Regions from separate parts of the Homo sapiens genome. Here all the other regions are linked to region 3. The links are chromatin contacts, found by Hi-C or POLR2A ChIA-PET in ENCODE. All regions are on one chromosome and are shown on one strand. The core of a region is the stretch at or near the end of the contact, and the rest is flanking DNA. Distances in the headings are between cores, read along the strand shown.

The links. A loop is a pair of places that touch in the nucleus more often than their neighbours do. ChIA-PET counts read pairs that join two places held with the same protein, here RNA polymerase II (POLR2A).
Region 1: a map of mammary epithelial cell shows a loop between it and region 3 (2.6-fold over the local background). The contact joins the enhancer-like site here to the promoter of IRF6 in region 3. A Hi-C loop is called at or near these places in 1 of 168 maps with a recorded cell type or tissue (mammary epithelial cell). POLR2A ChIA-PET finds 5 or more read pairs at or near these places in 2 of 52 experiments (Caco-2 and MCF 10A).
Region 2: POLR2A ChIA-PET joins it to region 3 with 14 read pairs in MCF 10A. The contact joins the promoter of MIR205HG here to the promoter of IRF6 in region 3. POLR2A ChIA-PET finds 5 or more read pairs at or near these places in 3 of 52 experiments (GM10248, MCF 10A and WTC11).

Annotation. Positions count from the first base shown.
Region 1 is chr1:209,381,727-209,384,940 of GRCh38, forward strand. No RefSeq gene overlaps it. Among named protein-coding and RNA genes, the nearest start is that of LINC01698, 11 kb to the left of the region's middle. RefSeq lists enhancers at 1,850-2,597, 2,598-3,214. Within about 2 kb of position 1,850, at least 4 of the 41 ENCODE cell types and tissues checked have a DNase peak (open chromatin) inside an H3K27ac peak, as active enhancers do; they include mammary epithelial cell, where a contact is called at or near this core.
Region 2 is chr1:209,427,325-209,430,253 of GRCh38, forward strand. It overlaps MIR205HG (MIR205 host gene), which reads left to right and starts at 1,496. Exons shown (of 4, transcript NR_145437.1): 1 at 1,496-1,764; 2 at 1,857-2,084. RefSeq lists an enhancer at 494-1,417.
Region 3 is chr1:209,804,555-209,807,603 of GRCh38, forward strand. IRF6 (interferon regulatory factor 6) reads right to left here and starts at 1,588. Exons shown (of 9, transcript NM_006147.4): 1 at 1,393-1,588. RefSeq lists a silencer at 1,510-1,853.

The sequences.
Region 1 (3,214 bases), core at 600-3,099, 420 kb before region 3:
GAGTAGCTGAGATTACAGGAGTGCGCAACCATACCTAGCTAATTTTGTATTTTTAGTAGAGGCGGAGTTTCTCCATGTTGGTCAGACTGATCTCAGACTCCTGACCTCAAGTAATCCACCTGCCTCAGTCTCCCAAAGTGCTGGGATTACAGGCCTGAGCCACCGAGCCCAGCCTCATTTGTTTTTTCATACAGATATATCTCATCTGCATTAGAGGTAGATCCAAGATTAAGATGTGAACATGTTCCAGCTTTAATTTCAGTTGTTTTTCTTTTTTAAATAAAGAAAAGCCAGCAATACAATTTGTTTCTCATTGAGCACTATACACATTCAGCTATGACTGAGAATTTAGAAGATACAAATTCAAACTCCAGTTTAATTTCCTTTTTCCTGTTTGACTCCAAGCTCAGTAGGTGATCTTATAAGTTGACAGGGGTAACATTGCACCTATTAGCACTTGTCAACCAAAAGTAGATTGTTCGGGTTTCAATAAATGTTTTTTTGAATTGGATTTAGGTTGGTGAGAAAATATATTAAGTCAGAATTCTTTGAGGCAAATTACATATTGAAATGAACAGTTTGGTGTTCATCCTGTCTACCATCCCCCTCAAAAACAAAGAGACAGACAGAAAGAAAAAAAAAGCAGAAGTTTTGCTTTTCTAAGCTACGAGAATTTCTTCTGCTGCTACATCTGTGAACGCTTTACAAGGCAATGTCTACAGTTTGAGTTTTACAGCCCATTTTGATTGCAGTTTACATGACATCTGGGGCTCTATTTTTGGAGAAATTTCAAAGCTAGTGACTTCCAGTTTTTAATCAGCAGTGTATTTATTTTCTACCCTAGCATAATTGTTCATGGCTCCACATTGATTTTTTTATAGGAGACAATGCAAAATGATAATCAGAGTGAATTAGTAATTTGATCTTGTATCTGTCAAGGCTTGATGGCTTTTACCTGCTCTAGAGGCTAGAAGGCAATGTGCTGACCTCATTGTGTTGAAAAAAATTGAACACATCGTGGTTGTCAAGGACAAGACATTCTCAGTCATAAGAACAAAGAGAGCAAGAAAGGCTAATGAGGGAAGAGGCCATACAACCCTGAAAAGTACACAGCCTCCTGCCCCTCTGCTCAGAATCTGGGGTCATGTTTGCAGCCACAGGTGCCACATGCAGAAGTGTCAGAGGTGTGAAAACCAGAGCAACTCCATCTTGAATAGGAGCTGGGTAAAATAAGGCTGAAACTTGCTGGGCTGCATTCCCAGACAGGTTAAGGCATTCTAAGTCACAGGATGAGATAGGAGGTTGGCACAAGGTACAGGCCATCAAGACCTTGCTGATAAAACAGGTTGCAGGTTGCAGTAAAGGAGCCAGCCAAAAACCACCAAAACCAAGATGGCCGTGAGAGTGACCTCTGGTCATGCTCACTGCTGCACTGCCACCAGCGCCATGACAGTTTACAAATGCCATAGCAATGTCAAGAAGTTACCCTGTATGGTCTAAAAAGGGGAGGGATTAATAATCCACCCCTTGTTTAGCATATCATCAAGAAATAACCATAAAAATGGGCAACCAATAGCCCTCAGGGCTGCTCTGTTTACAGAGTAGCCATTCTTTATCCCTTTACTTTCTTAATAAACTTACTTTCACTTTGCACCACGGACTTGCCCTAAATTCTTTCTTGCGCGAAACCCAAGAACCCTCTCTTGGGGTCTGGATAGGGACTCCTTTCCAGTAGCGCATTTAACAGAAGGACAGGCTGTGCAGACATTATTTTCGCTCCTTTCTACTGAGAAGGGAAAACACCACAATTGAGCAGCCTGCTCCTCTATAAGTGAATGAATAAGCACTTGCTTTTCATTGTGGGTGAGTCAAATGGCCTGGCATATATGCAAGTAAGAACTAGAGCAGAGGCTGCTCACCTGCAAACTCACATCAGGGCTTCTGCCCGGAATTACGGTATTTTTTGTTTGTGTGTGTGTTGTTGTCATTGGCTTCTTTTCATAGGGGTTTGGATGAAGCTATTTAAACACATGAGACAGCAGCCACTAGGACTGTATCTAAGAAGGTAAGTGGTTTGCCCAGGGTTACATGGCTAGTGGAAGAGCTAGTCTTTACAAGAATCTTTTACATAAACCAAACCAGGTGAGGTAGGATCAATAAGAGGGTGAAGTGAGGAACCGACATTTTTAAGAGCTCCATGAAATGAAGGAGCTTGGAGAGAAAATTGATAGATGGTACTTTCAGTAGCCCAGCCTCCTCCTGTAATTTCTGGCTTCACCTTTCTCTAAGCCCTCCTTTGCTCTGAGTTCTGTCTGGGCAAGTCCCAAGCTCCTGGAATGCATCTTTGCCTTCCTTATCTGGAAGCTAATCACTAAATAGCAGGTGGCGGAGATTCTGGTTTTCATCCCTCTTTCTCTCTCCCTTTCTCTCTTTTACTCACTTCCTCAGGGCTATGAATTTCTGAATCTTAAACAGGAAACCTCCCTGATTTGTTCACACCTGGAATGCCATTCTATCTTTGTTTGAAGAGTGCAGAAATTAGAGCGCGGGAGAATCAAGAGAAGGAGCTGTTGTGTGAAGAGGGAAGAGAGAGGTCAGCATTTAAATGTGAACACACACACTGAGAGGCACATATACATGCACACAGTTTAATCTAAGCTAAGCATTCTTTCTTTCAACTCCTGCATTTCCCTCCTCATCTCCACTGCCAGCAAATGTCTTACAAGACAAAGAGTATTTACTGTGTGTCACTTCAGTTATCAACACTCTGCACAAATAGGTTGACAGAGGAAACAGGCAAAGTACCTTTGCAGGCCCATTTGGGGTTGAAATAGCAACTAGACTGCCTAGAGGCTGCCAGATATTAGCTTACTTATTGCTCCTGCAAATGTTAGAAGCTGGCTCTTGAGAGAACCTGTCATCAACATCCCTGTCCCCGTGGGTGTCAGGAAGGTTCGGCCTTCTTTAAGGTAGGCACTGTGTCCTCATGGACTGTTCATTTTGGGAAGAACCTTGGGAGATCACCTGGTTCAAGCTCCTGGCTTTAGTCATTGTTTGTCTCTAAATCCAGAGACCAATGTTTGTGATCTACTGACTCGTAAGCTCCCTATGAGGAAAATGGAACAAAATATTGGGCACAAAGACATAAATCTAAATGCATGGTTTCTAATCTGTGGACCCTGAGATCCCACAGGAGCACCATATTTGCATGAAT
Region 2 (2,929 bases), core at 246-2,745, 380 kb before region 3:
GCTTCTCTGCCTGCATTACTTTTTGGGAAATGGGAGAGCTGAGGCTCAGTGTAGGCAAACTGGGTCCAGTCAGCAGGGAAGCCATGAGCTCCACGGTTTAGGGGAGGAGTCCGGTGCTTAAGGAAGCTATCACGTGGAAGATCTCCCTGCCCTCCTCCTATTGGTCTGTATTGGTTTTTCTTCTTCACCAGTGGAGGCTTTTCTTCTCCCAGGAAGAATCCAGAATAGTTCAGACAAGCTTCAGGTCCGCCAGAACCGGGGAAAACAACGTGTAGGGTTTGTTTTAAAGGGCTTTTAAATGGGGTTTGGGAGATCCAGGTAGATTAGAATCTTGACTCTGCACTGGCTGTGCAAGACAGAAATTCACCTTTCAAAACTTCTGTTCCCCAGTCTATGCGGTAAGAAGTTTAGATTAGCTGATTTCTAGGGAGATTTTGGGCAGGCATGATTCAGTTCCATGAAGGGCTGTGGGACAGGACTGCACTAAGAGGTCCTATAGATTGGATTCTTCAGTTCCCTCCCTTCCGCTGGAGAATAGAGGAATCTGCCTTCGCTGCACACTAGATTTACCTGGAGAACAAATGGAAAGCAGGCCAGGATCCTGGGTGAAATGTGGCACATTTGAGGAGACTTCAACTTCCCTTGCCCTCCAGGTGTGCACTTGGAAGGGGGAACGAGGGAGGGGGAAGCTGGCAAGATGGGCCGAGAGATAGGGGAGGGGCAGGAGGCGGAGCCCAAGTTGCGCATGGAAGCGGGGGTGGGGTAAAATAATCAAGTTTATAGACCGCCCTCTTTAAAGTTACTAATGAGCTTGCCTTCTCTTTCCTTAATTTCCCCTCGCAGTGTGGTCTTTTCCCCACCCCCAGACATGAAAGGGAAGCAGGTCACAAAGCCTTTCGGATTATAAAAGAAACACTTGCTTCTCACAAGGGGAGCAGCAGACTTACTCTGTACTAAATGCCAGGATAAGCCTCTGGCTGGGCCTCGACTGTGACCCTCCGGCCTCTTTCTACAGCTCTGCCTGGATGGACTGGCCTATCTCTGCTGGATTCCCGAAGTGCATTGTGTAGAGACAGCAACTCAGGTCAGGCTAAAAGCTCAAGCAAGCAAGCGCGCACACACACGCGCGCACACACACACACACACACACAAACACTCAGCTTCCTTAGGACAAGATAAAATCTTAGCATTCCCCTCTCCCCGATTAGGTAGGTCTCTGGGAGGACTAAGGCTTCAGGTGCAAGGCTCAGATAACCTGCAGTGTCTCTCCAACTCTGGGATGACAAAGACCTCACTTCCCTTTTCTGGTGTTCACACAACAATGAGAAAGTACGGGTAGCCTGCAGAAAGACCTCTCCATTCATGGTCCCCCAGGGGTGTGGGTTCTGAGAGGTGGGACCAGCTGCCAGGCCCTTTCTCCATTGGTTGAGTTCAGCAGGTAACCTGAAGCTTTGCTGAGAGGTGCATAAATAAAGAGTGAAACTAGTACCACCTCCTTGAAATGGGCTGAGTCCCTCTTGCTCACCCTTGACTTGGAAAAACCAGTTTCTCTTTTATTGTCTGTTACTAATCTCTATTCTAAAAATTCAGCTCAATTCTCAACCATACTCCAAACTCTCTCTTTTCCAGCTACCTTTACTCCCTCTCCTTCAATTCCACTTTCCTCTGCTTACTTTTTTTTTTTTTCTGACAGGGTCTCACTTTGTCGCCCGGGCAGGAGTGCAGTGGCTCAATCTTGGGCTCACTGCAGCCTCAACCTCCCAGGTTCAAGCGATTCTCCTGCCTCAGCCCCTCAAGTAGCTGGGACTACAAGCGCACACCACCACGCCTGACTAATTTTTTGTATTTTTTTGTAGAGGCGGGGTTTCACCATGTTGCCCAGACTGGTCTTGAACTCCTGAGCTTAAGCAATCCACCTGCCTCGGCCTCCCAAAGTGTTGGGATCACAGGCGTGAGCCACCGCATCCGGCCTCATGTTCTTTTTCATTAAAGAGAGAAATCAACTATTCAGGACCGGCCCCCACCTTTCCTCAGGAGTCATTTCTGTTCCGCACAGGCCTGCTGAACTGGGTGCTTTATATAGGGTAAGTGTTTCTCATTTTTTGTTCCCTGTCCTCAAGCCTTAGGGGCAAAAGAAACATCCAAGATTTGAAATTTCTTTTCTTCTTCTCATCTGCATGGCTGTAGCCATCTCTCTGTTCTGCATTATCTTATGACAAAAAAAAAAAATTCTTATTTTGAAGCAAACTCAAAGCTAGGTCCTGATGTCTCAAGGCACAGGTACTCGTACTTAAAGGTGAGTCTGAAATCTGTGGATTTGGGGAACTTTGGAAAAACAAAGATGAGTGGCTAGATCAGGGGGCTCATTGGGCAGGAAGAGGAGACTGGAAAATGCCATATTCACTGCAAGTCAATTATCAACTTCCTCCAAGGCTAAAATAGCTGAACCTGCTGCATTTTAAACCAATCCTCAGCCACTTTGGTGTTTTCTCAAGGATTTCCAGGGATCCCAGGCAGTAAATTCTGCTGATAATAGGAATTGGTGTGATAAGGTGGGTGCTGAGCAGTTTAAGCACCAAGATTGTAGCTCTGTCTGGTTTTGTGGAGATTTACTCAACTAGAAGAACAGAGATTTGGCTGGTTTTTCAGTCCTGGGGTGCAGGGTGCACCTGTACTGGAAAATTTAGGACGTGGTTTCATTCTTTGAGTCTCATGTTCAAGTTGGTTTTAATGTTATGAAGACACTTGGGACGTAATCCTGAGGGCAGCTGGGGGGAAGAAAGTGGTCACTGGATGGACTTACCCTGTAGCGAGCCCATGCATGGTTTGTTCTCTGATCGTGCATGTGCTTGGCTCTAGACCCATGTAACCATGGTGAAGGCCACTGGGGGATTCAGTTGGCAAAGGCATAGTGGGCAGAAGAATCTTG
Region 3 (3,049 bases), core at 338-2,837:
GTTGAACTCATCTTGGTATCTCTAGCTGCCATCACAGCAAAATGTAAGGCCTGTGTCTCTAACAGGTACTTAAACAGCCAAAGGACAATGATGCTAACCTATCTATTCCCCTCACAGTGAGCATAGAGGAGGGACACTTTCAGCCTCCTCCGAGCATAACTGTCCTCTCCCATACCCCTATTCTAGGGAGCAGGTCCTCCATAAACACCCTCATTGCCACCTCCATAGCTCCTCCCCAGACTAGTTTCCAGGGGCACTGCCACACAAAAGCCGAGATTTGGCCGTCAGTGGTTTTGCTCAGGTTAAAACACACGCCATTTCTCGCAGACAATTCTTAGCAGTCCCAGCTCTTCCCTTTCTCCTGAAAGAAATGAAATGCCATCGTCTAAGTTCCGTTCCTCAGGCTTCCCTGTTTAGCCCTGCTTAGGGGTAAACTGCAGGCCTCTAGTCAAAATGCCCACACCCTTCCCTTCTGCTGGATGGAAGCTGGGGGATGGCGAATGGGAGTTACAAGGTATTGAGTGCCACTGTCATACATCATACACACGTCTCATCCTAAACCACACTCCTGGGTCAACACCAGCTTTCACCAATCCCACCCAAGCGCCTTCCTCTCTCTATCCATCTCTTTTCCCTGACTTCCACTCTTGACATCCACCAAGAGAACAGGTTGGAACAGGATGACCCCTTTACCACAAAGCAGGCTCCCTGTAAAGAGTGACACCTCAGGCCTCCTTTCCAAGTCAGGCCTGGGAGACTTTCCCCATTCTCCACACCACCCTCCAGCCCCTTCGGGCAAAGAGGGCCCACCCCCAGAGCAACCACACCCCAGCGCCACCCTCCCCAGCACCTAGCTCCGCTCCTTGGAAATCCAAGGTTGTCTCCCAGGCCCAGGGCGAAGGGCCTAACTGTGCCAAACAGACTCAGGGAGGGAAGACAAACCGCCAATGCTCCAAAGCTCCTGGCCACCCTCACTCCAGTTTCCCAAAACGCCCACTAGGATCAAGGACCTGCGGACCTGGGAAGTCCCCTCTCTGGGACACAGGGGCCAGCCGCAAGTTGGTAAGACTGAAGGGGGCGCGGTGCTTTAGCTCTACCGGATAGTGGGGTTGTTGACGGCCGAGAGCAGTGCCCTCCGCTTCGGCGGTGGGGGTAGGGAGAGTAGACACAAGTGTAGATTCGAGAGGGGCCTAGCGCTACAGAACTGAGGCCGCCCCAAAGCTATCTGGAAAAGGGCGACAGGCACCCAGCCCCAGTGGGTACCCACCCCAAACACACAGATGCCCCCAAGCAAGTTCTCTCACCCCCTACAAACTCCGGGGATGGGTCCTACCCCACCCACGGGGGAGCCTCTCCTCCCTCAAGCTGGTCCCCAGAAGTTGGCGTACCCACCTTTGCTCAATCTGTCCACCAGAAGCGGACGTCCCTCCGAACCAAGTCCGCAGCGAAGATCACCCGTCGCTACCACGCTCCTCGACGTCTTAGCCAAGGGGCGCCTGGCTCTACCCAAGTAGGGACTGCAGGTTCCTCTCCCCGTCCCGCACCAGCCCTTACCTGCCCAGCCCAGGTGCGCCGAGCTCACGTCAGCGCCTCGCCCCAGGACGCCGCAGCCTTCGCATCCGCCCGGCCACGCCTCCCAGGTGTGGCCACGCCCCCCGGCGTTCGGGATTGGCGAGTTGCAAGAAATATGACACTCCGCGTTTCTGGGCTGCCCGGCCCAGCGGCGTCCGTCCAGCGTCCCACCCTACTCCTCCGCTTCTAACTCCGGCTAAGAAAGTCCCAGATTCAGGCCTAGCCTTACGGCTCAGGGCTGGTGGTCCTGGGAACTGGAAGCGACTGGGAGTTCAGATCTAAGTCGAGAGGGTGCCTCCCTCCTTCACGGCCCATAATTACCCTGCAGTATGCAGACAGTTAAGCACAAATAAGGGTTTTGAGATTCTGGGTTGGCCCTACTACTCGTGGGCCTGTGTAAGTGGAGTTGCACATGAAGAAGAGAACCAGGACACTTGGTCCTGTCTGGGAGAAGCCATAGGCTTTCAGGACTAGAATTCTACCTTTACTCTGCCTCTTACCCGTGTGACCCTGGGTAAGTTACTTAGCTTCTTGGCTTCTTGGTTTCAGTTTCCTCATCTCTTCAATGAGAATAATAATTCCTTCCTTCTTTTTTGTTGTTGTTTGCTTTTTTCTCTTTCTTTTTTCTTCCTTTTTTTTTTTTTTTTTTTTTGGAGATGGGGTCTTGCTATTAAGTTACACAGTCTGGTCTGCAACACCTGGGCTCAAGGGATCCGCCTCAGCCTCGCAAAGTGCTGGGATTACAGGCACTGGCACCCAGTTCAATTCCTTTTTTTTTTTTTTTTTTTTTTTTTAGGCAGGGTCTGGCTCTGTCATCCAGGCTAGAATGCAGTGGCACAATCATAGCTCAACCTCCTGGGCTCAAGCAATTATCCCACCTCACCCTCCCAAGTAACTGGAAATATAGGCATGGGTCACCATGCCCGGCTAATTTTTTTTTTTTTTTTTTAGAGACAGGGTCTGACTATGTTGCCCAGACTGGAGTTCCTGCTTCCTCTGATCACTATCGTGTAATGAGTAAAAGCATAGCCTCTGGAGCCAACTATTGGGGTTTAGACCCCAACTCCATCAGTTACTACAGACTTGGGAAAGTTTCTTAAGCTTTTTAGGCCCTGGTGTCTTATCTGTAGAAAGAGGTTAGTAATAGTACCTACCTCAGGGGTATTGTGGGAATTCAATAACTACATGTAAACTGCTTGCAACAATATTTAGCACTTATCAAGTGCTTTATATGTACTTGCAATTATTATTGGCATAAAGATTAAAAATACCATATAGACAGTGCGTCAGAGAACAAGAAGGCATTCCTTGTTATTACCTGAAATTCAAGTCCTGCATGTACCCTAACAGGTGCTTGATGAGATTGCCCTCACCTTCCTCATCTATCTAGAGGACCGGTTTGCAGGAGGCTGTGCAACAGTAAATGAGACTTTTAAAAATCCCCCACCCTCAACCACTGAGCTGTCGTAGGTGAAAT